Linked DNA regions of Homo sapiens: region 1 is linked to region 2. Evidence: read pairs that join two places in POLR2A ChIA-PET (ENCODE). Cell type or tissue: OCI-LY7. All regions are shown on one strand. Each heading gives the region's core, and the rest is flanking DNA. Links, peaks and the distances in the headings are about the cores only.

Evidence for each region. Peaks named below come from ENCODE experiments on the same cell type or tissue, not always from the same donor. Only the 100,000 strongest peaks of a DNase experiment are listed, where the experiment ranks them.
Region 1: POLR2A ChIA-PET joins it to region 2 with 8 read pairs; 2 of 35 experiments call an interaction of 5 or more read pairs at or near these places.

The regions. Positions count from the first base shown.
Region 1 is chr3:188,276,601-188,292,483 of GRCh38, reverse strand. The region is part of intron 2 of LPP (LIM domain containing preferred translocation partner in lipoma); the gene reads right to left. Among named protein-coding and RNA genes, the nearest start is that of FLJ42393, 110 kb to the right of the region's middle. RefSeq lists a silencer at 1,549-1,843 and an enhancer at 1,549-1,843. In OCI-LY7, for the core only: a CTCF peak has its summit at 8,922; a DNase peak (open chromatin) is centred at 7,753.
Region 2 is chr3:188,391,415-188,407,297 of GRCh38, reverse strand. It overlaps LPP (LIM domain containing preferred translocation partner in lipoma), which reads right to left. Exons shown (of 12, transcript NM_001375462.1): 4 at 985-1,186. The coding sequence starts at 1,177. Among named protein-coding and RNA genes, the nearest start is that of LPP-AS1, 170 kb to the left of the region's middle. In OCI-LY7, for the core only: no CTCF peak of the experiment used is centred there; DNase peaks (open chromatin) are centred at 6,577 and 9,757; H3K4me3 peaks cover 934 bases; H3K27ac peaks cover 868 bases.

The sequences.
Region 1 (15,883 bases), core at 2,756-10,755, 110 kb after region 2:
GACATGTCCAGTCTTCCAGATAAAGGCACTCTGCAATCAGAACTAGATGTTTGAGTCATGCTTCTGTTTTTTGGAGTGTAGAGGTATTGACCACCTTAGATCCAACTCATGAAACAGATTAAGTTTTCACACAGTCCAAAAATAATTGATATGCTTAATGAGAACTTATTTCACTTAAAATTTCTACCAGCATGAAACCCTCTGTAATATGCCCATCCAGTTTGTACATCAGTAGAAGTGCTCCTCTTTAAATTCATATAGCAAGTTTGCACATCCTGTTTCCTAATTACCTCATGCAAAAAAGGAATTGTACCTTCACTTCTCTTGTTCATTAAAGCAAGGTTCACGAAATGCTTTGACATTTGATTTTTGAAAAACACATGCTGGTTTAACCGAAGGTCCTAGAGACTCATTGCTGTTTAAACTTGGGGAGAAACAAGATGGTATCAAATCACAGTTAACTTTTTAACTGATCTGTTTAAAGAAAATTAAAATGGGCATTTTTAAGATATATTACAACTCTATATAATCTGACAGTACTTGGTAAGAATTACCTCCTTACAATCAAATCAGGGTGGTGGAGCAGAAAGCACCCTAGAGTCAAATGTTCTGGGTTTGCATCCAGAACTGCTTTAAGAAAACTTATTTCACTTCTCTGAACCACAGATCCACCATTTCTAAAAGGGAAATAATGATAAACCCTGCCTTGCCTACATCATAGAGATGTCATAAAGCACACATAAGAAAATGGGTACTTAAGTGTTTTGAAAGCTACAAGCCCCCCACACAAGGTAAGGTATCATCTTAATGTCCTTTCTCTTTTTTTTTTTTTTTTTTTGAGACAGAGTCTCGCTCTGTCGCCCAGGCTGGAGTGCAGTGGCATGATCTCAGCTCACTGCAAGCTCCGCCTCCTGGGTTCACACCATTATCCTGCCTCAGCCTCCCGAGTAGCTGGGACTACAGGCGCCCACCACCATGCCCGGCTAATTTTTTTTTCTTTCTATTTTTAGTAGAGATGGGGTTTCACCGTGTTAGCCAGGATGGTCTCGATCTCCTGACCTCGTGATCCACCCGCCTGGGCCTGCCAAAGTGCTGGGATTACAGGCGAGAGCCACCACGCCCGGCCAATGTCCTTTCTTATAAAGACATTCTTAATGACATGAAAAACACTTTAGCCTTTCTGTTTATATTTTGAATAAGCCAAAGAAACATCTCAAAATCAACACTACCAATTCCAGGAAGTTTCACAAACACACACGCACACATACACACACAGGCTTTATAAAGATAATTGTTGTTTGGGACAAGAAGCCCAAGAAAGTAAAAGATTCTGAAGAATTGTTCGTCTTAGAGTTCACCTCAGCAACACATCTTTAAAATTAAGTATCATTCAGTGTATTCTTACTCTTTGAAGGTGGGTGAAATACATATGTTAGAATGTATTACCTTTCAAAAAGTGGTATGCCAAATTCCCACCCACCTCCTTCTGATGCTACAGAAACAGTCCAAGGAAGAGGTGGCCCCATTATATCAATGCTTTCTAGAGAAGAGGGAAATGGGAGAGAGCTCTGAGGACAGACCCAGGCATGTGCAGACTGAGGAAAGACAGAACTTGCCCGGAAGACACAGAAAAAATACCAACCAGCAGGCCACCTTTGACCAGTGAATTGACCCTCAGTAGCCACATGGCAACATTCCACTAGGGCAGCTTATCAAGGATGCGGATGCATTCCATTCCCCACACACTCTGTCATCTGAAGTTTACTCGTTCAGATAAACAAAGGTCAAGGACAGAGAAGCCAAGAACTTTTCCAAGGTCATTAGTAGCTGTGTAAATACAACTCCTATGTTCTAAACTAAACTTGCTGATGCTCTTGGAGTGAAGAGGCCGGGAACATGAACAGTCCTAAACTATTCACTGTGTACCTGTCCTTCTCGGTGGCTGTAGTATAATGGAATAGTAAGTGCTACCACTGAAGCACGGCATGCTGTGTGCCAAGCATTGTTCTACATGCTCTACGCATTCTAACTTTGTTAATCCTCACAAGGACCCTATGATGTAAGCCCATTTTATAGATGAAGAAAGTACAGCACTAGAAGTGAAGTTGTTTGTCCAAGGTCACATGATATTATGTGGTAGGATGGATCCAAACCCAAGCAATGTGGCTTCGGCATCTGTCCCTAAACAGTACACAAAACTGCATGTTGAACCGGGCATGGTGGCTCACGTCTGTAATCCCAGCACTTTGGGAGGCTAAGGCAGTCAGACCACTTGAAGTCAGGAGATCGAGACCAGCTTGGCCAACATGGTGAAACCTCGTCTCTATTAAAAATACAAAATAAATTAGTCGGGCATGGTGGCATGCGCCTATAGTCCCAGCTACTCGGGAGGCTGAGGAAGGAGAATCACTTGAACCCGGGAGGCCAAGGTTGCGCCACTGCACTCCATCCTGGGCGATAGGGTAAGACTCCGTCTCAAAAAAAAAACCCTGCATGTTTATGAGCACTTCCAAGATAGGGTGAACTCCCACCATGAACTAGGTACCTTTGCAGACACTCACATACATTTTGTAATTTATTCTCATTATGATATTGAGAGAAAGATTTTATAATCCTTTATTCACAGGAAGACACCGAAATCCTAAGAGGTCCTTAAATTGAGGATTTTACAAACACTAAGAAGCATAGTAGGGTTTGAACACCTGTCTGATTTCAAGTTCCATTTTCTCTCTAAACATCCAGGTTCTGCATGAGTTCTGAGGTTCTCTAATCATCATTAGCACTATCTGTCTACGTATGTACCTGCTTATTCGTTTTTTGCCAAGTGGTACCATGAAAAAAACATGTGTTTACAGGGAGACCACAGCAGTTCTACCACTTACCAGCTGAATGACTTGGACAAGTTACTTAGTCTCAATTTCCTCATCTAATGATGAGAACAATAATAACAGTACTGACTATTATCTCAGATCATATTTCATATGATTGTTAAAAAATTACATGAGATGATGTATGTAAAATACAAGAGTGAACATCACATAAGTGCTCAATATTTAGTCAATAAATAATTGAGTGAATTTAAATTTCAATGATGTAACATAAGCAAAAATCCTACTAGAGTTCCTGTTCTAGAATATTCTGTCAAAACCAAGAACATTATTAATGTATCGTTAGTATCCTCTCTAATAGTTTAAACATGTCTTGGGGCTCATAGCCACGTCTGAGCTAGTCTGTAAAACACACAGTGGCCAGCACAGAGCCTTGGATTTTAGACGTGCTATGATTCAATGATTGTATGATCTTTGTTTGAATTTACTGAGAAAAGAAAATCTAAAATGCTAAAATAACTCCTCTCAAAGCTTAGAAGCTTCAGTTGTCCATTTTCACTCAAAACTTTATTCTCAATTTGAAAATTATTACCCATAATTGAAGCCTAAAACCCACTAAAAGGCATCAATTTAATGTTATTTATTTCTGATACATTTCCTAAGAAATAAGGAAGAAAAATGATTTCCCAATCTCCATATTTTAAAATCTTATCTCTATCTTCCCTACAAAAACTTATAACATCATTTATTTTGTTCCAGGTCCTTAACAGATGGTAATCACAAGTGCTTTCCTGATACAGTTGCTAGCTAGAGGGGCGGGGGGGTGGGGGTGGGGGGTGGGGGGTGGAGAGAGAGAGAGAGATTGATTTTAAGAGGCTATTTGGCATCAAGAGAAGTTCATGTGGCAGAAGTATTTCAACCCGGACATCAAATGAAAAACAAATGCAAGAGTACATAATTAACTTTTAGGAAAAGAAAAAGTATGTATGTATGCATAGATGTGTGTGCATAGGTGTGCACGTATGTGTATAGACAGGTGTAGATACACAGATCTGTGTGTATGTGTGTGTGTGTGCACGTGTACATATGGAAAAGGCCAAGGCTCCACCAGGAGCTCTGGACAACGACGTGAAGGGGAGCAATGCTGAGACAGGACTGGAGGCTGGAAGACTAGTTTTTACACCTCCACTTTGCCACTCAACTGCCTCATCTGGAACAAGTCATTTCAACTTGGTTTTCTATTTCTAAGAATGGAGACCTCACGGGACTGGTGTGAGGTTTGAGCAACAAACGAGATCTGAAAGTGTTTTGGAAATGTGTGTACAAGCATAAAGGGACGTTACTACCCGTTTGTTCCAATGCCAAGGAGAGCAACTTTTTGTCTGAGCCAATGTCGCTCACAAGTGGAATCTATTCCCATCACAGCCTGCTTTCGGCAAAGGAAGAAGGGATGTGGACAATTTTCCAAAGAGGCAATGCTTTCTAATTTCTCTATTATTTCCAAAACAAAAAAGCCAAATCTTTCTCCCACTTTTGTTTTTCAAAATAAAAATAAATTATAACCCTAACTTGCTAATAAATGCAGGCTGGAGCTGTCCTTAAGTAAAAGCTTTTGATAACAAATTGCCTGCACTAAATGCTATTTTACTGCTGATTTTTTTATTGTTGCTTAAGCACAGCAATTATGCTAATAAGCCTGGGAGGATGGTACATCCAGCATTGAATCTGACAGATAAAATACTCAATAAAATGCTAATCTCACCTGAAAATTGGAATCAGACAGCCTTATTAGTATTTATGAATATGGCATCTTAAACATGTTTTTTCAGAGATGAATATATATGAAATCAATGTTGTCTCCTAATACAGCCTGCCATTTCTAGGCCTCTATGTGCTCTAAATTCAAGGTGACGATTACTCCTTGCCTTTACTTAGCTTCTTGCCAGAGAAAAAAAGAACTTATTGGCCATCACTACTACATAAAGAATGAAGCAATAAAATGCTTCTTTTTTTCCTTCATCCACCTTCCTACCTCTCTCCTCACCCCACCTCCGCCAGTCCCCCGAAAAAGGGAAGGTAAGAACTGTCTGTCTGAGCAAAGAAAGAAGGCAGATTTGACAGCAACGAGAACCATTTGTCAAACCATCTGGCTTCTCTCTTCACCTGACAGGAGGGAAGAGTGAAGTGTCAGAAAGAGCAGGGAATTGAGAATCCAAAGAGCTGGCTTTTAGTCTTGATTTTGCCATTTCCTCGATGTGTGACCTTGCCAGACCTCAGTTTCTTAAATAGAGACCTTCTGGAGCCCACTGTTTATGTCTCTATGAGAAGCCTCCATGGGCTGCATTAACACACGGGGCGGGGGATGGCAAGCCCCAGTATCCATGAACACTTGAATATTATAAGCCAAGGGAGATATGAGGCTGGTGGAAACTTGTAATTTTTAAACTTGTGCTTTGGCCAGGCGCAGTGGCTCACGCCTGTAATCCCAGCACTTCGGGAAGCCGAGGTGGGGGGATCACTTGAGGTCAGGAGTTTGAGACCAGGCTGGCCAACATGGTGAAACCCCATCTCTAAGAAAAATACAAAAATTAGCCAGGTGTGGTGATGGGTGCCTGTAATCCCAGCTACTTGGGAGGCTGAGACAGGAGAATTGCTTGAAGCTGGGAGGAGGAGGTTGCAGTGAGCCAAGACAGCACCATCGCACTCCAGCCTGGGCAACAAGAGAGAAATCCCATCTCAAAAATATAAAAAATAAACAGGTAAATAAAAATAAAAATAAACCTGTGCTTTGTCTTACATGGTCTCCTCTTACTATTAATGTGTCCTCGATTTTGAAATATATACCCCTAATGTATATTTGAAATATATATCCTCCATATATGCTTGAAATGGTCCAGGCTTAATATTAGAGGCCTTGGACAGCAAGCAAAAACAGAATGGCTCATTTACCAGCCATCCTCATAAAGTTAGCTGGCTTTCCTTTTTAGTATCAATACATTTATTTGGGGAGGGAACACAGAAGTGAGATGCCCATTTTAAATTTCAGAAACTAACAGTATCTGAATATTGTATTATTATTTACAAAAAATAAGAAGTTCTCTTCTTTAATTTCCACACTAAACCCCATAAAGCAGTAACAGAGAAAATACTGTTCTCCAGAAGTTGCCATGAATTAGGAAATAGAGGATCCGAGAGGACTTTCTCATCCACCTAGAGTAAGTGGGTTCTGGGGTCAGGACAAGCAGTTTTGCCTTCTGACTAATTCCAGCATGCTGCCAAACACACCACAGCATCCTCTGGGTCATAAGCATGTTGAGTCACTCAAACCTAAAATATCCAAGGAGCAATTCCCTGCTCAACACAAGGAGAGAGGAATGGAAGCCTCCATGACCACAGCAGCACTTGTGTCAGAGACTTCTCCCACCCCTTCAAGACCTCAGAGAGTTTCCAGAAAGTATGACTTCCTCTGGGAAAGTCCCAGGCATGGACAAATCAGGCCCACACTAAATAATGGAATCTGACACGTTGTGACAAGGACGGGCACAGATCTCAGAATCCAATTCATTCCAGGGCCCTTGGAAAGTCACTTCCCTCTATAAGCCCATTTCCGCCTCCATATAAGTGGGTCTTTTCAAGACCAAAGAGGTACCTCAGCCACCAGAAGAAGGGAGAAAAAAGACAAAATGTGCTCCAAAAATACAAAGAGTTCGGTACAGCTTACAAAGGGTCTTCCCATTGCTTTCTGGAGGTAGTGTCCACAATGCAGACAAAGCTGAACTATCCCCAACTTTTGGGTAAAGAAACAAAGACCAAGAAACTCAGAAATTCTCCCAGGATAAACAGCAAGCTAGGAAATCCTCAAACCAAAGTGATACTTAATGCACAGCTGTTGGGGGTTGTGGGAGGGAGGCTGTTGGTGCTGGTGCTTTGCACAGGGCAGAATATTAAAAAGGAGGCCAGAAACAGTGGCTCATGCCTGTAATCCCAGCACTTTGGGAGGTCGAGTCAGGCTGACCACTTGAGCTTAGGAATTCAAAGCCAGCCTAGGCAACATAGTGAGACCCCATCTCAACAAAGAAAAACTTTTCTAATTAGCTGGCATGATGGCACATACCTGTAATCCCAGCTACTCAGGATTGAGCCCAGGAGTTCAAGACTGCAGTGAGCCATGATCACACCACTGCACTCCACCCTGGACAGCACAGTGAGACCCAGTCTCAGGAAATAAAAAAGAGGAGTTAGTAGATTCTACATTCAGTAACCATACTATCCAAGACACCCCACCCTGCAAAAGGAGAAGATATGGGGATTACCATAATATCAGAGATGTGCACAACCCACGGGAGAGAAACAATTTACCACCTCTCTCTAACGCTTCACATATATAGAAACAGAATCCAAGTCTGTATACCCCTTTATCTTTATTATCCTACGACCAACAATACAACTTGCAAAGCACTATCACAATAAATTTATCAAGCAGAAATCACTATCTTCTAATTTACAGAGGAAAAAGCTGAGGCACTAAGAAGTTGATTGATCTGCCCAATTCACATGGGTCTCTAAAAGCAGGGCCGGGACTCACAACCAGGGCCCCTGACCTCACATGCCCTGTTTGTTCATTTTTTTTTTCTTCACTTGCTTATGCCCCCTCTGAATTGCCAGTGCTACCATTTTTCAGTAAACAACCAGAGCAGAAAGTCAGCTCTGAACCGATACATCTCCCAACAGAGGAATGATTCGAGTCATACTTCGAGGAATAATTTCTGGGAAAGCAGAGGAGGTGATGCTATCAAACAGTGAAACCTAAAACTCCTACTCACTACCTGCCTGAGAGGGCAGGAAATGGGGCCGAGGCCCTTTCCCTACATGCTCCCCCTGCCCGTTTTTGTCTCTCGCAGTCATTACTAAACTTAGCACCGTAATCAAATGAAAGCTGTTTCCCAGCTGTATGGCCTTGGGTAAGTCCCTGATCTCCTTGGTTCTGTTACCAATACACACTCATGCACACATGCACGTATGTGGGTACACATACACACATACACACACATCCCAGACCATCCCTTCATTTCACCTAGCAGGATGGTAGCTACAGAAAGCCTCTGTCTTTCTTATCCTGCAAAACACCACAGCTACCTCCTAGGCATTCAGAAAGTGTCTCCAGACCCAGCATCTGAAGCTCTGACTTGAATCCTCCACCTCCCCCTTGGGCCTCCTGGGTCCCATCCCATTTCTCCTGCCCATCCTTCCCGTAAGCCCCTCTTCTCCAACCCACTTGCCGTTGTCCTACATTAGGCCTGTGCACCTCCACCTTGAATAAACACTAACTTGTCTCTCATTCTCAACCTTCCCTTCTAACTCCATCTTTCTCTGAGTAAATACTTCCAGCTCTGTAAGAGCTCCTCCTGGCCAGACACAGTGGCTCACACCTATAATCTCAACAACTTTGGGAGGCCGAGGCAGGCGGATCACCTGAGGTCAGGTGATTTGCCCACCTTGGCCTCTCAAAGTGCTGGGATTACAGGCGTGAGCCACTGCGTCCGGCCGAGATGCTGATTTTAGAAGGATATAAACCATATTGTGCCTAGAGAAGTGCAACCAGTTTGGTGGAGGATGTTTCCAGAGCTTTCATAGGAGGAGCTCTTTTTGTTTTATTAATTTATTTTTATTATTTTTTTTGAGATGGAGTCTCGCTCTGTCACCCAGGCTGGAGTGCCGTGGCGCAATCTCGGCTCACTGCAACCTCCACCTCCTGGGTTCAAGCGATTCTCCTGCCTCAGCCTCCTGAGTAGCTGGGATTACAGGCATGTACCACCACGCCTGGCTAATTTTTGTATTTTAGTAGAGATGGGCTTTCACCGTGTTGGTCAGGCTAGTCTCGAACTCCTGACAACCCTTCCTAATAATGATTAGTGTCTCCATTTTATAGATCTGAAAACTAAGGCCCCATGTCAAACATGTCTCTTGCAGACTTAGCACTGGAACCCAAGTGTCCTGGGCTGGCTCTTTTTCTCTTTCCTTAGTATCACGCATCCTCTTTCTACCTAATATATAGCATACTTATCTGAATGAGCCACTAGAAGCAGTAGTCAGCAGTACATGCAGAATCTGAACTGCAAGTCAGAAAAAGGTGTTTCGCAAGTAGCAATTCTAGTTAAGATCTCAACAGTGCTGTTGGGAGGCGGATTTATCAAGCACATCATGTGAGCAGTCTGACCCTGGACTGTTCCCAAAGGTCAGAGCCATAAAACGCAGCCAGAATTTCATTCAATTTCACAAATGCAGCAACTTGGCATGTCTGCTTTCCTTGTAACAGGGGCAACTGCAAAGTCTTCTTCAAGAAGATTAATAATCAAAGTCAAAAATTCAGAGGTCATCATGTAAACCACTTTCTCCTTTTTAAAAGCTAAGCTTTTCCAATATGAGGAGGGTTGACACTCTAAGAAGTTGAGAGCTAAAGAAGAGATGGCACATTCTGACCTAACTTCACTAGGAATGCCACCAGCATCTTAAGCAAACACCACCTCTCCTTGTGCCTCTAGAGAGACAGGATTAAGAAGGAGCCTGGGGAAAAGCTGATAGCTGCTCATAAAAGCCATGCTCCAAAACCAAGTTCCCAGGGGCCCTTCTAGTTCCCTGGGTTAACTGCATTTGACCTTCCAACCCCTCAGGCCTCCTCAGTAATTCAATTTAACAGTTACAGAGTGCCTATAAATGCCAGCTACTGAGCTAGCCTCCAAAGGATCAGAGATGTCTGCCCTCTGATCAGAACTCAGAAACAGATACCACCCATTGAATACAAGGTGGTGTATGAAAGTATCTCTGAAAGTACAAACTGTGTGATGGGAAATGGAGGAGGAGAGAGACTGACACCAAATGTGAAGTCAGATGTTTCTGAGAAGGTGGAATTTGAGCTAAGCATGAAGGATGCTGCCTGGCAGAGGTAGCCAGCAGGGTGGCACTGCACCTGGGATGAAGAATATGAACATGGGGTGGAGAGGCAGGGGCCAAAAGGAAGGCAGAAAGGTTGCCTGAAATCATGAGTGTAGGGTCCTAAGCAGGGATGTCACTTATGCCAGGAGCATTGGGAGGCCAAGAAAACACACAGCAAGTCTCAAGACAGAGGCTCTGAGCTCACTGCTCTTAGGAGCACCCCACCAAAATAAAGACTCCCTCTCCAGTAGCCCAAGGAGATGAACATGTGTACACAAGCCAACCTCCTGTCACCCTGCATTCCAGACAAGGAACTACACAACACATGCATCCCTCCTGCGCTACCATGGCCTCCTGAAGCTGGACAATGTTATCACAACCTCCAGTATTAAATACAAAGCAACAGTGGACCCAGAAAGTATATCAGCAGGAACCTGACAATTCAGAGCTGAGACTAGGTGTCCAAGACCTGATGTTTCAAGGACCCACAATATTATGTAAACGCCTGGCCACTGAGCCCCATATTAAGCTAAAGACAAGAGACTAAAAATATAATAAAGAAAGTATGAAAGGTAGGAAAGTATTGCAAGGGAGGGAGGGAGGGAAGGAGAGAGAAAAGGAGACGAACGGTAAGAAAACAGAATATAAGGGAAGGGAAAAGAGAGGAGGGGAGGAGAAGGACAAGGTAGAAAGACACAAAAAAAGGGAAGAAACGTCTCCCAAAGGGCAAGGTGAGAAGGAGAAGGGAAAAGGTTACAGTTATCCCTCTGCCTATAAGAATGATTATATACAAGTAAAACATGTGACTGCAATTCGGAGTAACTATTTCAATGTTTGTAGTCATGATATTTCATGAAAGAACAAAGAATTTAAATTTTATACAAATAACTGTTGAGGTTTTTAAAGCAAAAAATAAACATATATTTACAGGTATATAAATGTGAGACAAAAACTAGACACATGGCAAATTGCTAATGACGGTAACTTCTTGGAAGAAAGAAAGATGGGGGAGGAGAAAGGAGTTTGGAAAGTTGCAAAAATGGTCACAAATTTTCCCCTTCCCTACCTATGTCCTCATCCTTGCAATATGACTTTGGAGCTTTTTTTTTTTTTTTTTTTTTGGTAGAGTCTTCCTCTGTTGCCCAGACTGGAGTGCAGTGGGGTGATCTCAGTTCACTGAAACCTCCGCCTCCTGGGTTCAAGCGATTCTCCTGCCTCAGCCTCCCAAGTAGCTGGGATTACAGGCACGAACCATCATGCTTGGCTAATATTTCTGTATTTTTAGTAGAGACGGGGTTTCGCTATGTTGGCCAGGCTGTTCTCAAACTCCTGACCTCAAGTGATCCATCTGCCTCAGCCTCCCAAAATGCTGGGATTACAGGTGTGAGCCACTATGCCTGGCCTGACTTTGGAACTTCTGCCACCAAGAAATATACTCTTTCTAAACCCGCATCACTAATAAGTGTGTATTTGTTTACGGACTTATCCATACATATGTAAAAGGCTTTTATGTGCTTTACTAAATTCAAATGTCTTCCTACAAACAGTAGTAAGAACCACATTTATTAAATAATTCATATGTGCAAATTGTTTTAAGCTCTTCACATGCATTATTTCATTTTGTCTTCAAAAATTCCTTTGTCGCCTGTAATCTCAGCTACTTGGGAGGCTGAGGCAGGAGAATCGCTTGAGCCCAGGAGGCAGAGGTTGCAGTGAGCAGATATTGCACCATTGCACTCCAGCCTGGGCAACACAGCAAGATTCCCTCTTAAAAAAAAAAAAAAAAAAATTCCTTTGTCGTCCTATCATTAGCCCCAGGATAGAACTGACATGAAGAAGAAGCTGAGTCACAAAAATTAAACAACTGGCCTAAGGTCATTTGTATACAATGACCTGGACTCTGGATTTAAATCCAGACAATCCAACTCCAAAGCCCACATTCTCCCCACTATGTCTGTGTCATCGTGTTAATCCACCAGTTGGTTAACCCAGACAAAACGGGAACTGGTTAAGACCCTGTTCTGGCTCTTGGTGAACACTACTTCCTTTCAAAGACTCACAAATCACCTGTCTACATAGGACCGTCGACAACTGGAATCACAATGAAATCAGCAGATTCTAGACTCTGGATACCTGTTTCGTTTGGGGGCGGGGTGGGGGATGGGCACTGGACTTTTTTGATAATACCTATTTCCTCGTCTCCTCACTTTCTGGCATTTCTGCTGATTTCTGGGTTTCCTCAAAATTACTGGTAGCCGTTCCCCATCAGAAGTTCTCTTCTGTATCCTGAGATGCGGCATTCGTGGTCCATGAAATTTGCAACCATTTAAGGAAAGCAAATTGCTCTCTCACAACCTCTTCAATTGTCATAGGCATCAATTTCTTCCTAATGATGTCGATTCCACCCTTCATAGATGACCCACCCCCTTGATAGAGATGACTGACAGAGGCAGAAAGCAGCCATGCAGCTCCGCTTTCTCCTTTCATCTGGGCCATTACATCACCCTCTTCGGGTTACAAAAATGCTAGACATCCACACAAAAGGACTCCCTCTTCCAGAGCCCATTCGAATCCCACTCATGTCTAGGAGGTCACTGAAAACGAAAGGCAGTGATTGGCTGCCAATTACATCACTGCTCTACAGGCCTGATTAAACTCTTAATTAATTGAATGCCACTTTACTTACACACCTCACTCCACAGACAAATAAATAAACACAAAGAGAACAACACAGGGTGAAGGTAGTAATAAACTATAGCTTCTGGCTCAGGTAGGAAAGAGGAGCCATTTGCTGGAGTTACCTGTCATTAAAAATGATTCGGTCACCAGGTGGAGACACACAGCTCTCTATATTAAATTAGAGGAATGATTCAAAGGGGACCAGTTTCAGCTGACAAGAGCAAAAAGAAATCAATTTTAGGTTGCCAGGACAACTAGACTTTTCCTGCAAGAATAAATTTGATACAGCCCTAAAATCTGACAACTAAATGTTTCCTCACATTACATCACATCCCTAAAATGTGTGTTGAACCAGTGAGATAATCAAGCCTGCTAATTACTTTCTACAACACCCAGAAGATACAGAAATGATGGTCTTGGCTCCAGTCTGACTTTCCTCTAACAGCTCCACTCGCTATCTTACTTTTATAGTGAATGAGGATTGTGTGCTTCTTAAAATGAATCTGAAAGCATATCATTGTCAGTTGGTCCTTGAATCCTAGAGAAAGGAAGGTGAGCACCTTCTCAATTCAAGTCCCCTAATGGGTTATATCTATACCCATGTTCCCTGTCATATAATTCATTGGCTACCCAAGGGGTTCCAGAGAAGGAGTCCAAAGTCACAGAATTATATTTAATACAATGGGGGGTCTAAAGGGACTTGAGAGGTTACCTTTGTTTTATAGAGGGTGAGTCTGAGGCATAGGTAGGCAAAGCAACTACTCAAGGCCAGTGAAGCTGGTCAGCAGCAGAGTCAGGACTGGAATCCAGCTCTTTGGATAATGGCTTCTACGCCATTTCCTTAAATAGCTGCAGTCATTCCATGGCTGTGCCTTGGAGACTTTAGGAGCTGAAGTTAAGTCCACTTGATCTCCTACTAATCCATGGGAGGCAGTGACCCCAAATGGCCTCATCCCAGGAGGTCAGAGTCCTGAACCCAGATCCAAAAATATCTGATGAGATGAACGTTCCCTGTGCATTTACATTCTCAGAAGCCTGAATATCAATGTACCTCCAGGGGCTATTAAAAACAAGAACAGCTAATAAATCATGGGAAAGCAGTTCACAAATGTAAAGTAATACAAAAATGCTAAGCATGGATAATATAAGTGCCCCAGGCTGAGGCAGTTCCCTGGAGAGCGTGATGCTTTCAAGTGGGCTAGGCTTTGGCGTGTTATTACACAGCCTCCACCATCATCTACCAGAAGATGCAAAGGACACGCCTCTCTCCAACCTCACTCTCCTTTCTTAGATTGCTCCCAAGTTCTCGAGAATGCCCCTAGATCTTATTATAACGTATTGTATTATAATAGAGCCATGGTTATATAGTCTTCACTAAGTGTAGAGAAACACCGAGAGGAGATCTGAAACAAGCAGCTCTGTGCACGTCCCCAGACCACTGACGGGAAAGCAAATGTCAAGCTGTCCCTAGCTTGTCATAAACCAAGTAAACCATGAAAAACAATGAATCCACTAGAAGATGCATGTCAGCCAATTCAGCCTTGAGAGTCGATTCAGAATCAGAGAGGTCAGAAGAGTATATAGCACACACAGCAGGTCTCTGGCTGCAGGTGCCATGGGAGGAAGAGGTGAGGACAGAGCACTCCTTCCAACCACCTACATAGTCTTTGGCAGATGAGGACTTGCTCCAAGCCAGGTAAGCAGAAAAGGCCAGGGGACGAATATCAGGGGTGAGTAGGGTAAAAATAAAATCAAAAGCTAGTATTGGAGAGATTTAGTTTCTAAGTCTGACCCTGCCATTACAAGTTGTGCCACATTGGGTAAGCTACATAAACCTTTCTAATCCATCCATACCTCATCCATCCAATATGGATCACTAGTATCTACTGCATAGGCTGGCTTTGAGGATTAAATGAAATGAACAATAGAAAGCAATTTACCCAGTGCCTGGAACATAGTACGTGTGTAATAAATGCAAATTATCATGATCGAAAGAGAGGCTGGGGGCTAAAATCCAGCACAAGAAAAAGGGCAAAAAGAAATGCATGAAGTTAGAGGGCTAAATCATGGGAATGGAGAATAAATGATTTTTCCTCCACAAGCTCTGCCTTATCTCTACTAAAGGGTCATCACTGGCCCCATTCCCAAACAGCTAGTTTAGGGCGAATGACAATAGCCAGGGATGGTCAGGCACCTCAAGCTTTAGCAGAAATCTGTGGTCAGCATGATCAACCGTGTGGTCAATATGGAGGTCATGTCTCGGCATTTGAGCCACTGAAGTCTAGGACTGAGTGTTAAATGTAGCTCCAAGAACCTTATCCCATAACAAGGAATGAGTTTTCTTAGGAGGGAAATGCACCCTCGACCACCAGTTCATAAACACACTTTAACACAGTCCATGTCTCTTAGAGAGATTAAGAAATGGGTATAATAACCATGGAATTAAACAGAAAGTTCTATTAAATCTTATTATTAGCAGGTTTTATTCTTTATTATTAATTATTATTAAGTAAGTTCTCTTAAGTCAAACTCAGATAAAGAGTCATGAGACTTTCCGGAAAAGGAAAGAAACTAAAATTTACTGAGCACCTCCTCTGGGATAGAAGCATTTAAAAAACTAATAGAGAAGAGAGAATCAAGGAATATTTCCTGAGAGATGTTCCTCTGAGTTGACAATACTCTGGGGCACCTGGCAGCCAGGCTATGGCTTTTGGGGCCACGTCCATTTCTTCAGCAGAATCCTGGTAATGCAGTGCTGCTGGATGGGCCCCTGTATTAAACCATTCTTGCCCTGCTATAAAGAAATACCCGAGATTGGGTAATTTAAAAGAAAAGAGGTTGGCCAGGTGAGGTGGCTCATGCCTGTAATCCCAGCACGTTGTGAGGTGGAGGCGGGTGGATCACTTGAGGTCAGGAGTTCGAGACCAGCCTGGCCAAAGGGGCAAAACCCCATCTCTACTAAAAATGCAAAAATTAGCTGAGCATGGTGGTACGTGCCTATAAGTCCAGCCACTCAGGAGCCTGAGGCAGGAGAATCACTTGAACCCAGGAAGCAGAGGTTGCAGTCAGCTAAGATCATGCCACTATACTCCAGCCTGGGCATCAGAGTAAGACCTGTCTCTCCAAAAAAAAAAAAAAAAAAAAAAAAAGAAAAGAAAAGAAGTGGTTGAGTTGTTGAATTATTGGCTCACAGTTCTACAGGCTATAGAGGAAACATAGCAGCATCTCCTTCTGTGGAGGCTCAGGAAGCTTCCCAACGTGGCAGAAGTCAAAAGGGAGCAGGCACTTCACATGGCAACAGCAGGAGAGGAGGACAGACAGAGAGAGAGAGAGAGAGAGAGAGAGAGAAAGAGAGAGAGAGAGAGAGAGAGAGACAGAGTTGGAGGGTGGGGGGTGCCACACACTTTTAAATGACAAGATTTCACAAGAATTCACTATCACAA
Region 2 (15,883 bases), core at 3,300-11,299:
ACTATATCACAGAGTGTGAAACACTTGCGTGCAATATTGACAAAACAAACATTAATGTCATCCAAGAAGCAACTGGAAACATCATGAAGAGGGTAAGATATTAATAATTTTTTTAATGGTGGGACAGGGACAGAAAACAAAGGGAGTTAAATCTCCTTTCACTGCCTCTTCTCTCTCAGCTCCTAGAAGTCTAATATTCTTCAGTTTTTTTTTTTTTTATTTTAAGTTATTTTTTCTTGAGTTTGAATAAGCTGCTAACATTCACTGGTAAAAATATGGAACCTTTTCAACCAAAGAGTATGGTACCATTTATACTGCCTCTGAGGCTTCGTGTGTGAGTGTATACATACACATGAGAGCTGGAGCTCACGTAGACCTTCAAACTCTACTTGATGTAAACTGAATGCATTGTTATTAAAACCCCTGGAACTAGGCTTCACTCATATTTGTCTGGGAGATTCAACAAATGCAGATCTCACAGAACACTCTAGACAACTTATCCTTCAGCAGCCTAAGGGAAGAAAAACAGCCAGAGGAGGTAAACAATTCCATGCACTTTATTAGGTTCACTTTGTATAAGTTTCTGATTGGACTACTGCTTGGCAGCATTTGTGGACATTTGTCCAACGGCAAGAGGGAGGGATGACTGTCTGGTAGCTAAAACCCTACAAGAGAATGAGCTGGAGGTGGAAGATAACGCAGTAGAAAGGCATTGAGCTGTGACTAAAGAGGCCAGGTTTCTAGTTTGAGCTCTAACCCTATTTCATTATGTAACCATAGCCATATAACCCATAAAAAGTCTTTTTCCTAAAAGACGGGGTTGGTCTAGACTATTTCCGGGGGCTCCTTTACTTTTAGTAGCCTATGACACCCACGCTGTGAATTCACAAACTACGTTTTTCTGACACAACTTTGTACTACAAATCACCTATATAACTGAATTTTCCTACTCCAAGTAACCAACTCTGAAATCCCAGCACTTACCCTCACCTCCAGGTTGTTTGTATGGGTTGTACTTAGGTTTTGGAGCAACTACCGGGGCAAACTTTTTGGGTGGCTGTTGTGTAGACACTGAAATGCTGGGGTTCCCAAAGGAATGGGTGGTCTCCATCCGTGCAGGCACATGGCCGAGGGGCTCACCAGTGCTTTTGGGTGGCAGCCAAGATGGGTGAGACATTGTTGGAATCTGCAATGAAAAAGAAACACTGTTTTTATGGAAGCATGAAAACGAAGACAATACTCCTCATTTCATTGCTATTTCACCTTAATCCATACTAAATGCATCCTGATAAAGTTCTCTGGAAAGAAGGGTGAAAGAAAATGGAAGAAAGAAAAATGAAGAGGCAGAGGAATCATGAATAGAAAGAGGAGGAGGAAAAGGAGGAAGGAGAGGAAAAGGAGAAAGAAAGAAAGAAAGAGAAAGAGGAGGAGCAGGAAGAGAACACTGCCTCAAACTTGAATATCTCCCTTCCAATAGTTACCTATTTTAGTGCCTAGCCACTCTTGGGAAATAGATATGAATAAGAAATGGTTCCTAACTTGAAGGAGATTTTATGGTAGGAGGATGGAAAAGAGCTTGAATTTTATTAATAATCTATTAAATTAATTATCTCACCAATTAAATGGTTATGCCTAAATGAAGTGCTAAGTTACCTAAGTGAGGTTAAGAACAAGTGTTGCTGAGATGCAGAAAAAGATAGGCTCACTTCTTGGTGGGGGCAGAATTAACAAGATTTTATTGATGAGGTGATATACAGACTGGGTTTGAGTGCTAAGTAGGGTTGAACCTGAAAAATGTTGGCAAAATTATACAGGCAGAAAAGTACACAGCATTTACGTTTAGTGTGCTTGGAGGGCGAATAACAGAAAGTAGCAAGCAAAAGAACTAAAAGGTGGGTTGAAACCAAAGCACAGACAGCTCAGCAGCCACAGTTGAGTTTAAATTTATTCTTCAGGCATTAAGGAACCACTGAAAGTTTATTTTGGAAACAGGGTTTTAACAGATACCTGGCAGGACACTTTTAAATGATCCATCTGCAGGAGCAGCTCTGGTCCCCACCAAGGGGTATGTGGAAAAGGGGAAGAGGGGCATATTGGTTGCCCCAACGTCTGGGACAATTATTAGAATTTAGGACCGGAGGATAGAATATTCAACACATGTAATGCAAAGGTCAGCCCCGCACAACAAAGAAATGCCCATCAACTTGTATGTTGAGCTGATACCATGTTGGACCTTCATGAAAAGCTTGCTTAAACTAGGAGGGGAACAATCAGCCCAGCCCAGATGCTGCTCTGATCAGATTGCATATAATATTTGAAGAGAGGAAATGTCTCCTCTGTCAGGGTAAGCCAATCACCTCTCCAGTCAGCCTGCCTGCTGGGGATGAGACTCAGAGGCTGCTGCCGAGGAGGGCTCTCCAAGCCTGATTGCAAGAGCTCTCCAGCACAGGGACGCCCGGAAGGCACCCTGTAAGCGCCCCCAGCCCAAAAGCCACCTACTAATTTATTAATTGAACTGAATTAATTAAGAGGGCTACACAATTACCTCCAGATGTCTGTAAAGACAAAGAGCATCAGAACACAGAAATCAAAGGCCTCAGTACATGGCATAGTAATAGAGAGACAGGGTGGAGGGGAGAGCTGGGAAACAGTGTTGCCTGGATATTCACATCAGTCCACACCACCAACAAGTGGCATGACTTTGAACGGCATCGCCTCTAGAGCCTCAGATAGTTTCACTGTCTCAGAGGACTCAGCCAAGCACAATGGCTCACGCCTCTAATCCGAGCACTTTGGAGGCCAAGGCAGAAGGATCACTTGAGGCCAGGAGTTTGAGACCAGCCTGGGCAATAGAATGAGACTCGGTCTCTACAAAAAATTAAAAAATTAGCAGGATATAATGGCGCACACCTGTTGTTCCAGCTACTCAAGAGGCTGAGGTTGGAGGATCACTTGAGCCTGGGAGATTGAGGCTGCGGTAAGCTGTGATTGCACCACTGTACTCCAGCTTGGGCAACAGAGGGAGACCTTCTCTCAAAAAACAAACAAACATATAAACCTCTGTCTTCCTTAACTCTCAGAATTTTTATGGCAACCAATGAGATGATATTAAAGTACTTTTTATAGTATAGAGTGCTATGCAAAGTGAGAAAAAAAGAAGCCTCTATTCTTGTAGAAAGTCAATGGCAATTTTATGACCATCTTGCTTGGAAGAACAGCTTGATGTATAGTTTTCTTAAAAGACGAGGATAACATGAATCAATGACAAAGACTCTAAACTGGTAATCAGGACACATGCTATTGAAGCCAGTGATGGTACTGGCTTTTCACTCTGGTTACAGGGCCTTTCTTTTCTTTTTCTTTCCCCCGTACCTTTTACATATTCATATATACACACACATACATACATGTATATATATACACACACACAAAGACACATACATACTTGCTAAACTTGAGTTCCTTAAAAGGGTAGGGACCATATTTTACACATTTATAAACTACCATTAAGGCCTAGCACAAAACCAATATAGAAAAACTACCAATGAATGTCTGTTTTACTCGTGGTTTTTAAATTTAGCTGTTCATTTGGAATAACTTCAGATGATTTTTTTTTTCTAAATACCAAAACCAAACCCATCTCACATGGCTGAGAAATGCCAATTTTGGTTTTGCTTTTGCTTTTAATTGAGGCTTGGTCTTCTACTAAATTGGGATAAAAGTGACTGGTTTGCTTTCAGTATGACTAAAGTGAATATAAGTGTGAAATAAAAGGGATCAAGTAAAGGTTTAAAACTTTTAATGCATTATGCACATTGGTAGTATAAATGTTAATTATAATTTTTAAAATGGCTTAATACTATCCTTGGAAGGTCTCTATAAATCTAAAGTCATTTTATAATAAAAGGTTGAAAAATTGGTTAATATAGGATGCAGTATTTTCTTAAGCAAAGATTCACATTTTTCATAGTAATCCCAAGTTACTGACTGACTGTATCATCTTGGCTTTTCGGATATAGCACAGATATAAAGAAACAGGCAATTTCTGGGAGAGTATAAATAAAATGTAAGTATCAATATGCAAATCATTGGCTCCACAGTCATTTCAGTTATCCCCAGCATCATAAATTACCCGCATGCTGCCCTCCATGAAGAAGCACCTCCAGCTGCTCCTCCTGAGAGGCCCATCTTCTGACCAATCATTTGTTTGCAGATGTCCTCCTCAGTATCTTCTCTTACCATTCTTCTGCATGTCAGCAGTGACCCAGTGACCCCATTCCCAGGATTTATAATAAGTTTTCATGATTCTGAACCCTTGCTCATGCTGTGTTCACCATCAACAATGCCGTTTCCCTCTCTTCACGTTCTACCAAGCCCTATATTTTTATATTGTCTCAGCTCAAATGTCTCTAACTCTGTGAACATTTCCCTAACTTCTCCAAGGAAGAGTAGCCTAATTCCTTTTTCTAGGCTCTTTAGTACTTTCGGCATACTTATAACAATCCACAAGAAAGCCATTTATTTACCTGCCTACATGTCCCAACAAGTTGGAAACTCCAACTAGTCTCACTATACCGGCACAATGCCTAGGCAGGAAGCCCCTTAAACAAGTATGTTACATAGAAATGGGAGAATGAATGAACGTTACTCTTTCTTAGTTACTCATATCTTTCTAGAATTGCTATAGCATTCACTGATACAATCATCTCTTTTATCTTCCCTTAATTTGGTGATGTAATGAAGCATGCTGATAGATTTCCAGATATTGAACTATCTTGGCATTTGTGGAATAAAATCCTATCTAGTTACAGCTGCAGTGCCCTCTTTAGCAACCACTGATACATTCAACTCTTTTTCCCTCCCTTAATTTGATGATGTAATGAAATATGTTGATAAAGTCTACATATTGAACCATCTTTGCATGCCTAGAATAAATCCTTTGTTACACTTGTGTTTTGATATATTAATGAATTAACTAGGCTATTTTATCTATAATTTGTGTACATATAATCATAATAAAGATCATTTTATAGCATTTTTTTCTGCTTGTTTTACTTATCATGATTAGGTTTTGATAGGGGAGTTTTCTCCAACCTCCTCTACTGTCTAGGATATTTAATAACTACACTGGAATTATCTGGTTTTTTAAAGGTTATCCAAATTCAGCATAAAGTCATCTAAATACATCTTCTTTTAACAGACATTAATCATATTGCCAGTAACTTCTATGATAATAGTAGTAGTTTTCTATTTATTCTGAGGTCATTTTGCAGTACTTTTCTGATAGAAATTCACATTTTTTTCCTAGGTTTGATCTCTGCTCCCTCTGAAACAAGCTACTTCTTGTCTAAAAATGACTTCCAACATACTATGCATCAATTTAGATCATAAGCATTACTTTCTACTAGTCCTTGAAGGCAAATCTTGCACTATATTCTACAGTTCAAGTTATACATCCTTATAGTACAATCCCACAGCATCTACATACTGTTGTCACATATTCGTCACATGGTGCTCTGCCCATCTGCTTTCCTGTTCCCCAAACTAAACTCGCAAATCCTTGAGAGTGGAAATATTTATCATTTTATAATTCCAGGGGCTACCACATGATAGGTACTCAATAAAAATGTCTGTTAATTTAATGAATGAATGAATTTATTTGCCTGGCACTGGAGCTATAGATGAATCAGATTCTTATTCTTTACTCAAAGAGCTCAAAGACTATTTGAGGAAGAAATATTTATAAATGTGAAAAGAGAAAGAGAGCAACACAGAAAGCACATGAAAAATCTTGGGGGATGTCAGAAAAGCTAGCATAAGCTTGGCAGAGGTAGCCCTTAACCAGGACTTTGAATGCTGAGTAAATAAAAGAAAACTGGAGTAACCAGGGCAAAGATTAGAAATAATACTGTGAGCTTGGGTATGAAGCAAGGCATTTCTGTAGGACAGGGATCAGACCAGCGGCACCAAAATGAGGGATTCAGGGAGAACAGTTAGGGGAAAGTTTTAAAAGATAACATGAGTTCTGCCTTTTAAAGGTTTTATATAAAGATAAGAAGCTAGAGCTTTTATCCTTGAATAGGAAGATAACAAGAGTGAAAACTCCAGGTATTAAAAATTGAATCATGTAGGATGGATCCAAGGAAAGTGATAAATCCAATAGTATAGACATAGAGTCCCTGTGGCCCCAGTTCTAGTCTCAGCTATACAAGTGTGACCTTTAACAAGAGATGACACTCATTTGCAAAATGAATACCTGTAAAGTCCCAATCAGCTCTAATATTTTAGAGTGCTTTCTTTCTCTAAAATCTTCATTACAGCCCTTCATTTTGATAAATGGGTTTGATGAAACTTCACAAGTTTAATGAACAGATGAACTAGCACATATCATTGGGGCTCTTGGCTTCTAAGAGAGACCCATGTAAACACAAAAATAAGCAGTGGTGAGAACTGGTGTTGCTGGACCAAGATTTACACTGCTCTTACTTCCCCTCATTCTAGCTAGGTTTCACTCGAAGTTCATAATCATCATGAAAGCAAGAAGTGAAAGGGAAGATTTCCAGAGAGGCTCTGAGAATACACAACCACCATCAGCAGACAGGAAAGCAAGAGCAGTGGCCCTCCTCTAAGCAAGATGCCTACTGCTGAAGGGAGCTGGGGAGCTGCTGCTTCCTCAGCATTGCTCTTTCAGAAATTGTCACATGCAAGCAATTAAGAAGAACCTAAGAGGTTTCACTTATCAACTCCTCTGCTGCTCTTCTGTCTGTTCCCCCAGCGGTCCTAAGAAGACTAGAGACTGACAATAAACAAGTGTTTATTGAAGGTTTATTATATGTCTAGCAAATTTTCAATGGCCACACAGTCATCCTGACTGCCATATGAGGTAGCACTATCATTACCCACATCTAGCAAATCAAGAAAGTAAGACTGTAAGAGGTTGAATAACTTGCTCAAGGATATACAGCTAACAAATAGCAAAGCTGAAGCTGGGACACAGATCTTTAACTCCAAATCTCCGGTCTTCACTCTGTACTACCTCCCTATTTGGAGAAGAAAGGAAAACACCACAATTCAAAGGAAATCAGCACTTAACAGTAGTTTTTGCTCTTATTATTTCCATTCCAGCTCTTGAATTCTACTTGCCATAATGTTTTCTCTATTCTGTACCCTCAAATCTAATCATAATAAGCCACAGGACCACAAAGTGATGAAGCCAATAGTCAACAGAAAAAAAAAATCAAGGCACAACAGAAAGCAAATAACTACAAAAGGCTATGTGATGACCAGGACCCGCCCCACGTAGGTGGGAAAACTTAGTGCCATAGGCAAACTGACAATTAATACTAACAAAGCTACTAAGCCTCTCTCAGGATACCATGTGAATGTCAAGTCACTGTCACCCACAAAAACAGAAAGAAGTAGTGTTTGGTCATATTTTCCTTTTTTTCGTCCAAATCAATATGCTACTCTTCTAAAAAGATTTATATAGATCACCAAAACTGAAAAACAAACAACCGTTACATCATATTATCCAACATCCAGTGCAATAAACTTAGAGTAGTGTTTATCAAAACAGTCTGCACACTAACCTCATATGGGGATCTTTATGTATATACTCTGATTCAAGGGTTGAGAATAATTGACTTAGAGCATTTCTATTAATCTTTAAATGACATTGTATTAGTCCCTATATCTTCCTGGCAACTAACTCAAGGCCTAGCTCTTGGTCAGTGTGCACTGAATAAATGAATGATATTAGAAAAGGGACGTAGATTAACACCACAGAACTGAGGGACTATTTGACTTAAACATCAGAAGTAGCTGATGGCAGACTAACGTTTAGCATTCATGTCCCTTAGCAACATTTTCTTCATTTAAACAAGCTGTTACAATTTAAATAACACTCTCCTATAACTTTGAAGGTTTTTTTTTTTTAAACATTCTCTTTATACAAAAGTCAGTACCTTCCTGGAATTTCAAAACTGCTTTCCTAATCATCCACTAAAGTGGTATAATGTGGTTTCCCCTCTGGGCTATACGGCTCTCCATTATTGTTCACATCTCAGTATTTAGTGGAAAGATGCCTGATCTTCAGAATTCAGACCCAGCTTCTAGTCTTGGCTCCGCCATGAGCCCACTGTGTAACTTCCGTTATCTCTGAAATCTTGTGTCCTTCTCGAAAAATGTAGTGATGGAATTAGATGGTACAAATGACAACTCTGCTCACAAGCTTTTATGAGTCTATGAAAGATCTTGACTTTACAAGTAGCCAACGCCAAGTAAAGCAGATTCGATATCACCCGTGATTCTCCTCATTGTTTTGATATCATCTGTAATTCTCCTCTTTGCTCATCAGTGAGGAAGCACAGTCCTCTTTTTCTCTTTTTCTGTCACCCGTTTCCCTGACTCTTCTATCCTCCCCCTTGAAGGAAGGATTCTTGGGTTGATCTCAGAGATTAACAAGGTATCAATCAAGATGTATCATGCACAAGTAAATAAGTATTTAGGCAAACCTTTTCCAAACGGGGTAAGTCCCTACCAGCGTAATTGCGAAGCAGATATGCTGTGGCATGTGGTGGAGGCGTGGGAAGACAGCATTGAAGAATAAGGCAGGCTGAAAATTACACACAATTGTTAGTTGAACAGCAAATGTATTCACTCTTCCTCTGAAGCATCAGGTCACATAGAGCCGGAAGGGCAAAGCAGGATCTACCATGGGCTGAAAATGTCAATGTATTCACTCAACTTCTTCTTACAGACAGCTTTGGCCCAGCACTGGCTAAGTGCCCCACTCTCTGCATGGACAGCTGGCATTGCTCAGAAGAGGTAACGAGAGAACAACGCTACAGAAATGCCAAACCTTTATATAGGCTATCTGAGAGACATTTGGAAAAACTGGAAAAGGCACTAGACTTAGATGCAGAGGACTTGGGCGTACTTTCTATCTAGCTCAGTCACTAATTGGGTCTATGACTTTCGTTCTTAACCTCTTTGAACCTCAGTGACCCTTCCTATCTGTACACTAAAGATTAGATATCCACTACCATTCCCTCTAACTCTCATGTTTCCATGATTCTCCCACAAGTCCACAAGTTCAAGGAGCTAAGGTTTCTTACAAAACTATGTTTTAACTCCTATGAGACCAGGGAGTGTAGATGAGGGAAGGTAGGGTTGGAATCAGCACATTAAATGCCCATCTGCCTTGCACAGAGTACCAGAAAAAATAAATTAACACTAATGGTGCACTCCTTGTTCTTGGCAATGCTGCAGGTGACAAGAAAAACTCAGCGGCATTTCAGGATCCAAATAAACTACGAAGCAGCAAGGGAGAGAAGCATCAGGTCTAGACCAGTAAACATTGTCTCAGATAAAGAAGTGAGACACGGCCGGGCCCAGTGGCTCAGACCTGTAATCCCAGCACTTTGGGAGGCCGAGGAAGGCAGATCGTTTGAGGTCAGGAGTTCAAGATCAGCATGGCCAACATGTTGAAACCCCTTCTCAACTACAAATACAAAAATTAGCCGAGCACAGAGGTGCACACCTGTAGTCCCAGCTACTTGGGAGGCTAAGGCAGGAGAATCACTTGAACCCAGGAGGCAGAGGTTGCAGTGAGCCGAGATCGCGCCACTGCACTCCAGCCTGGGAGACAGGGTGAAACTCCATCTCAAAAAAAAAAAAGAAAAAGAAGTGAGACACAACAGTGACATGCCTCCACGCTGCACTTTCACTTCAGATTCAGAACGGCACTCGAAAAGGAAACAATCAACCCTGACAGGGAAACAACAGCACTGAAAGATCAGGACTCTCAGGAGAGAAGGTTAAGGACGGAACAAATACTGACTAAGTGGCCTTTAGTTTGCCACAGTTTCTATCAGTCAAGGAAAAAAAGACATGGTTGACAATAGCCAGGACAGACTACTTAAGAGCTAAAAGGTCATAGAGAACCCCAGCTAGGAGAAATCTTAGGAAATAATTTACGTCTTCTAATTTGAGTATTCAAATACCGAGATTTAGAGAAGCTAAAGAAACTTATCCAATGTAATAGAGCAGCTAGAACATATCAGAGGCTGGGTTTAAACCCAAATATTCTGTCTCCAAAGAGCATCTGCAGTGGGAAAGTTTGATTACACAAGCTTATAACTCTATTGCTAGATTATAACTAGATGGGGTAGGTAAAAGGCAATGGAATAGGGCACAGAAGTAAACAATTTCTCTGCCAAGAAAGTTCGCAACCATGGCACTGAAAATTAGCACAGAAGATAAATGGCCCCAACCTTGCATTCCAGGTCACATTTGATAACAATTGTTCCACGTGGCAAAGTAACCAAGAAAATGTGAATTCTCTCTGGACCTCAGTTTCTGCAGATTTAAAATAATAAGCAACTAATGATGACCTTCAAAATCTCCTCCCACAACTTCTTATGATCCACAATGTTATGGCTAGTCTGTGGAGTGTGCAGTGCTGGCAAAAAAACGGGCTCCTTAGCAGGTTTCTTCTAAGTCCTTGATTCTTATAGACTGCTTTTCTGTTCAAGGCCAAGAGAAAACAGGCAACAATAGCCTGCACCTCTTTGAGTTCAGTAAATCTGCTTCTAAAGGTGGAAATCTGGATTTGTAAAGGTGAGACGCTAAGTGCCTAATTCATAAAGATTTTGCCCCTCACCCAGGAAAAAGTGACGATAGGAAAAATCACCAATATGATCTCTAATGAGACCTAGCAATCTCTTTAACGGTTATCTAGCATCTTCTATTTCTAAACCTACCAATAACTGTGTAAGTCTGCAAGTTAACTGCAGCTCACTTAGCTGTGTTTCCCTGACAGCTTGTTCAAACTTGTATTAAAACATGTAAACACTCCATTTTAGATATCCATTTACAAGTGTGTCATGACCATTAGTCAGGCCATGAGATTTTGCTACCACTTTAGGATGTTCTAATTATCTTAATTTTTTAATGATTCTGTTTGTATTTTTCTGTTTTTGAATATTTATTTTGATATCTCAATAAAATAAGGAAGATTTTAAAAGCAATTTTAGTTATAACTTGAAAAAGTAGAAATTCTTAATTTTTCCTTCAATGAATATGAGTCTACTATTGATGAACGTTAAGACATATTTACATCTGATAACACTGCTTGTGACTGTGAACCAATGTTGATTCAGGCCACATAATCTGCTAAGAGTAATCATAGCAACAAGATGGGGAGTTAGAGATTATACTTCAGCCTTTTGAACATCATATTGTTCACAAAACTGTCAACTGTGTTGTTTGTATCCTACATCAGAACTACTATAAATTAGCTTAGAGCTTTTGAATTGAGTTTGGACATTATAATTTATTTATTTGTTTATTTTTATTATTATTATTATCATTATTATTATTTAGAGACAAGGTCTCACTCTGTTGCCCAAGCTGTAGTGCAGTGGTACCATCATGGCTCACTGAAGCCTGCAACTCCTAGACTCAAGTATTTCTCCCACCTCAGCCTCTCCAAAGTAGTCGGGACTATAGGTGTGCCACAATGTCTGGCAAATTTTTTAATTTTTTTTGTAAAGACAGGGTCTCACTAGTCTCGAACTCCTGGGCTCAAGCGGTGCTCTCACCCTGGCCTCCCAAACTGCTGAGATTAAAGTCATCACACCTGGCCTGTAATTTAAATTACTATTATTGAATTAATATTTTATTGTTATTGTAAATTAAAGTTTCCAGTTTAATCTCCGATTCTCTAATTACATATCATCTTAAATATCTATTAAGAAAAAGCTCAGCTGGGAGCAGTGGCTCACACATATAATCCTAGCACTTTGGGAGGAGACCCTGGATTGCTTGAGGCCTGGAGTTCGAGATCAGCCTGCGCAACACAACAAGATGTGTCTCTGGAAAAAAAAAATAATAATAATTTCTAAAAAACATTAGCTGGGAATGGTGGCTCGCCTCTCTAATCCCAGCTACTCGGGAGGCTGAGGTGGAAGGATCACTTGAGACCAGGGGTTCAAGGTTACAGTGAGCCACGATCATGCCACTGCACTCCAGCCTGGGCAATAGAATGAGACCCTGTCTCTAAATAAGTTTTTAAAAATCAACTTTATTCTAAAGCAAAATATAAGTATATTGCTAAATTTAAAATTTTTAATCCACAAATAATAGAAAAATAAAGTGGTACCAGAGATATAAATTATCAACCTTCAAGGACCATGAGATACAGTTTTAGAAAACAAAGAAATCCAACTTCATGCATTATATACTCTGAAATATAATTTTTATTTAACTCTAATTCCAAGAGCCTAGAGAAATTATTTCTCAGTATTTGAAATGGTATGAAAAACAGGCAAGCTTCTCACTAGTTTTTGTAAGAGAGGCTAGTTTTGCAATTTCACATTTAATAGCAAAACGATTGGAAGCATTTTCAACTGGGGACCTTTTTCTTAAGTCATGTTGGAAGTTGTTCCACTTTTATTTCAAGATTTTGAAACAGAGACAAAATCTGGTTAAGCATTAACCAATGGCAACACAGTAAAAATGAACCAGGCTGTTTCAAATCAGTTTCAGAATCACATCTATGGACATTATCCCTTTTAAGTTTCCCTTGATGAGAGAACTGTTGTAGTAGCTTCTGTATTTTTATCAATTATTGACCACTGTGTAAAAATATAAAATAAAATACATGAAAAATATACTCAGCTAATGTTCTGGGGAAATAAAACACAAATACATACACACACACACACACACACACACACACACACTTTAGATATTTTTAAAGAAGTAGCAAAGGACCCAACATTCACCAATACAGAAGTTTAACATCCTTGAAGTGTGAAATTGTTAATGAAGACATTTTATCTAATGTGGAGCTCAAGATGAAGCTTACCCACCATCTGTGAGTTCATTTGTACATGTCCAATGACAAGGAACTCATTACCTTACAAGACAGCCCCTTCCATGGCAGAAAAGTTATGACTGCTAGAAAGTTTTCTGCAGCTGAAGCCTGTATTCCCATAAGTACCACCTATTGGTCCTACCTGTGCCCTCTAGAATCACAAAACCTCTAATACATAGCAGACCTTTATATATTTCAGGTAATTTATTTGTTTCCCACTCAGTTTACATCTTTATGTGTTTCAGCTTTAATCAGTCTAGTTCTTCCCCTCTTTAAAAAGTAGCCTTACGACTTTATAACCAAATATTAAAGATAAATTTTTAAGTCTCAAACCAGTAGCTTTCAAACTTTTCCTTAGCAAAATAAATGGTTTCTTCATGCCAAATCATAAACAAAACCCCAAGTATAAATAGAAAAATTAATAAAACCATTACAGGGGCATTTAAATCATCACACTTTGGCAAAACATACTTTAATTTGGGGGAAGCATAAAATGCATTATTGCCCTAGTATCTCCAGTATGCTATAAGCCAGACTGGAAACCCACTGGTCTAAAATATTACAATACTGTGAGTGAAGAAAAAAACAAAATTGGTATCTACTTTATCTATATATTCCTAGGACCTAATACACAGTATATCCCATCATCAGATCTCAGCAAGTGATTGTTATATAAAAGAGAAGGTAAACTTAAACCCATGAAAATACTAAGACTTAAGCTCTGGTTTCGAATCGTTTTAATTCACATTTCAAACACTGTTCTTGAAGGCTCTGTATAATTAGGATGACCATACATCTCCAATTTATACCTGCTGTTCTGGTGTAATTATTAACAGTGCCCCTTTGCAAAAGTGTCCCAGTTTTGACGATAACTCATATAATCACCTACTGAAAACACTGTGTTAATGAGGTTTTGGTCGTTTAGTCCAAGTGAATCCTGAATACAGTCAAGTCCTCTCCCAGAAGTTCCATATGGCTAAAGCCCTCCCATACTTTTGGTTCATTACTGGCGTGGATAAGAGGCCACAGCAATTAGCAACGGGAAGTAGAGGAGGCTTTGGGGGCTTCCCTGCTTTAGGAGCATGTGCTCTTAAGAAGGAAAGAAGGTACTAAAATGAATCTTCGGGAGAAAAGCAAGATATAGCAGAAACCTAGCAGAAACTATTATCAACTAACCTATTCACTCAGCCTCTTTCTCCTGAAGCAAAAATGTCACTTTTTCTTAAAATAAAAATAAAAATAAATCAAGAGTGTTTACTTCAATTATATCTTTAACACCTGACCCCACACATACGAGATTATCAGTGATTTTATAATATATACTTGGTTACAAGTACTAGAAGGACAATATGTTGCCTGATTCTTAATTTGGAGCAGGAAAAAAAAAAATGTGTCTAAAATACATCCAAATGCACTCACTAGGGTACAATGTAAAGGTGGAAGGGATTACTAACAACTATTTCACATTTCTAAATTGGGGTTACACAGAGTTGAGGGAAAAGTCAGAAGAATTCAGTGAAGGCTCAACATTTCGGAATGTTTCAAGGTGGTTCTTTTATGGCCTATTAATTCCACGTGCAGTTGCCTTGTGTCTGGGTGGGTTTTGTTACTGCAGTGGCCTCCCATCTATTCCAGGACCACCTCCTTTTTCAATCAAGGTTGCCTTATAAATGCACCTCAGTATCTGGCCAGGATGGTCCCAGTTGCTCATTCTGCTTGTTTTGGAAATTTCTTTTACCTATTTTGCCTGTTTATTGTCAAGACAATTTAGAAATTTTTGGTTAAAATTCAAGAATAACTGACCTGTGAGTTGTACTGTGATTGCATGAAATGTAGGGAAAACAACGGTTTAACAACCTCTATGTTTCCTTTTAAGAATAAGCCTATTTAGTTTGTTATAAAGAAACCATTTTACATTAATTCTCATTGCAAAACTTGTATTTGGCTGGTGAGGAGGAAAGTGGGGTCAAAACAGTGCAGCGAGGGAGCAACAGCATAGAAGGTAGGCAAGCTTTTTTAAGACAGAACTCCCCCCAGACATGGTAAGCACTGATATGTTATAATATCGCATGTCTCCATGTAGTACTTTCCAAGATGTTTGAAACCAAAACAGTTTAGAATACTCTCCCACCTCAGGGTCTTCCCTCCTTACAGCATTTTTCTGATAAATAGGAATTCCCCCTTAGGGATTCCCTAAAGTAAAACTGTTGCAGTCCATTCTGTTATATAATTAACTACACTGACAAGTAGAGATGTAATAGAACGTAATTGTTACTCTGGTTCCAACTTAATATCTACTACACACAAAGCCTTATGGAAGACATGCCCGAAATATGAAAACCATCACCCTTAATGTGGTGGATATGGTAGATCGACACTCAAACTTCCCATATTGCACAGGCTGTCTTGCAGGTAAGGTTTGATTGCAAAAGAAATTCTGCCAAAATATATGTAATTGGCTTGATATTTGAAAGGCAAAAGTAAGATGGAAGACATGTTTCTGCTGTTTGCCCTGTTTTCTGTTAGAAGAATGGTGACACAGACATGGGGTTTTTCAGCATCTGTGTTCTCATATTGAGTCTTCAGCTTGGTGGCTGTCAAAAAGCAGCCGTGACAAAAAGAGTAAGTAGCTGGACTCATGTCTCAGTGTCCAGCTACCATCATTCTGACTATGGCTTTTGATCTCTGTTTCACAAGTTTTGTGATGTATCACTGAACTCAGTAATTCCCATGGTGGCTTCACCATTTTTGTCTTGCTTGATTGTAGAAAATGGAATAATTTTGTGCAGTTTTGTGATTCATTTCTGGAGACAGCCTCGATTCTGCTCCATGCAGTCCATCTAATTACTTCTGTGAAACACCCTGTATTAAGTACCTTCCACTTAAAATATCTAAAGTGGTTTGTTTCCTATAGTGAATCCTGACTGAAACTCCCTCAAGATCCTTACAAACTCCCTCAAGATCCTTATGGGCAATAATGATATTTTATCAACAACAGACAGG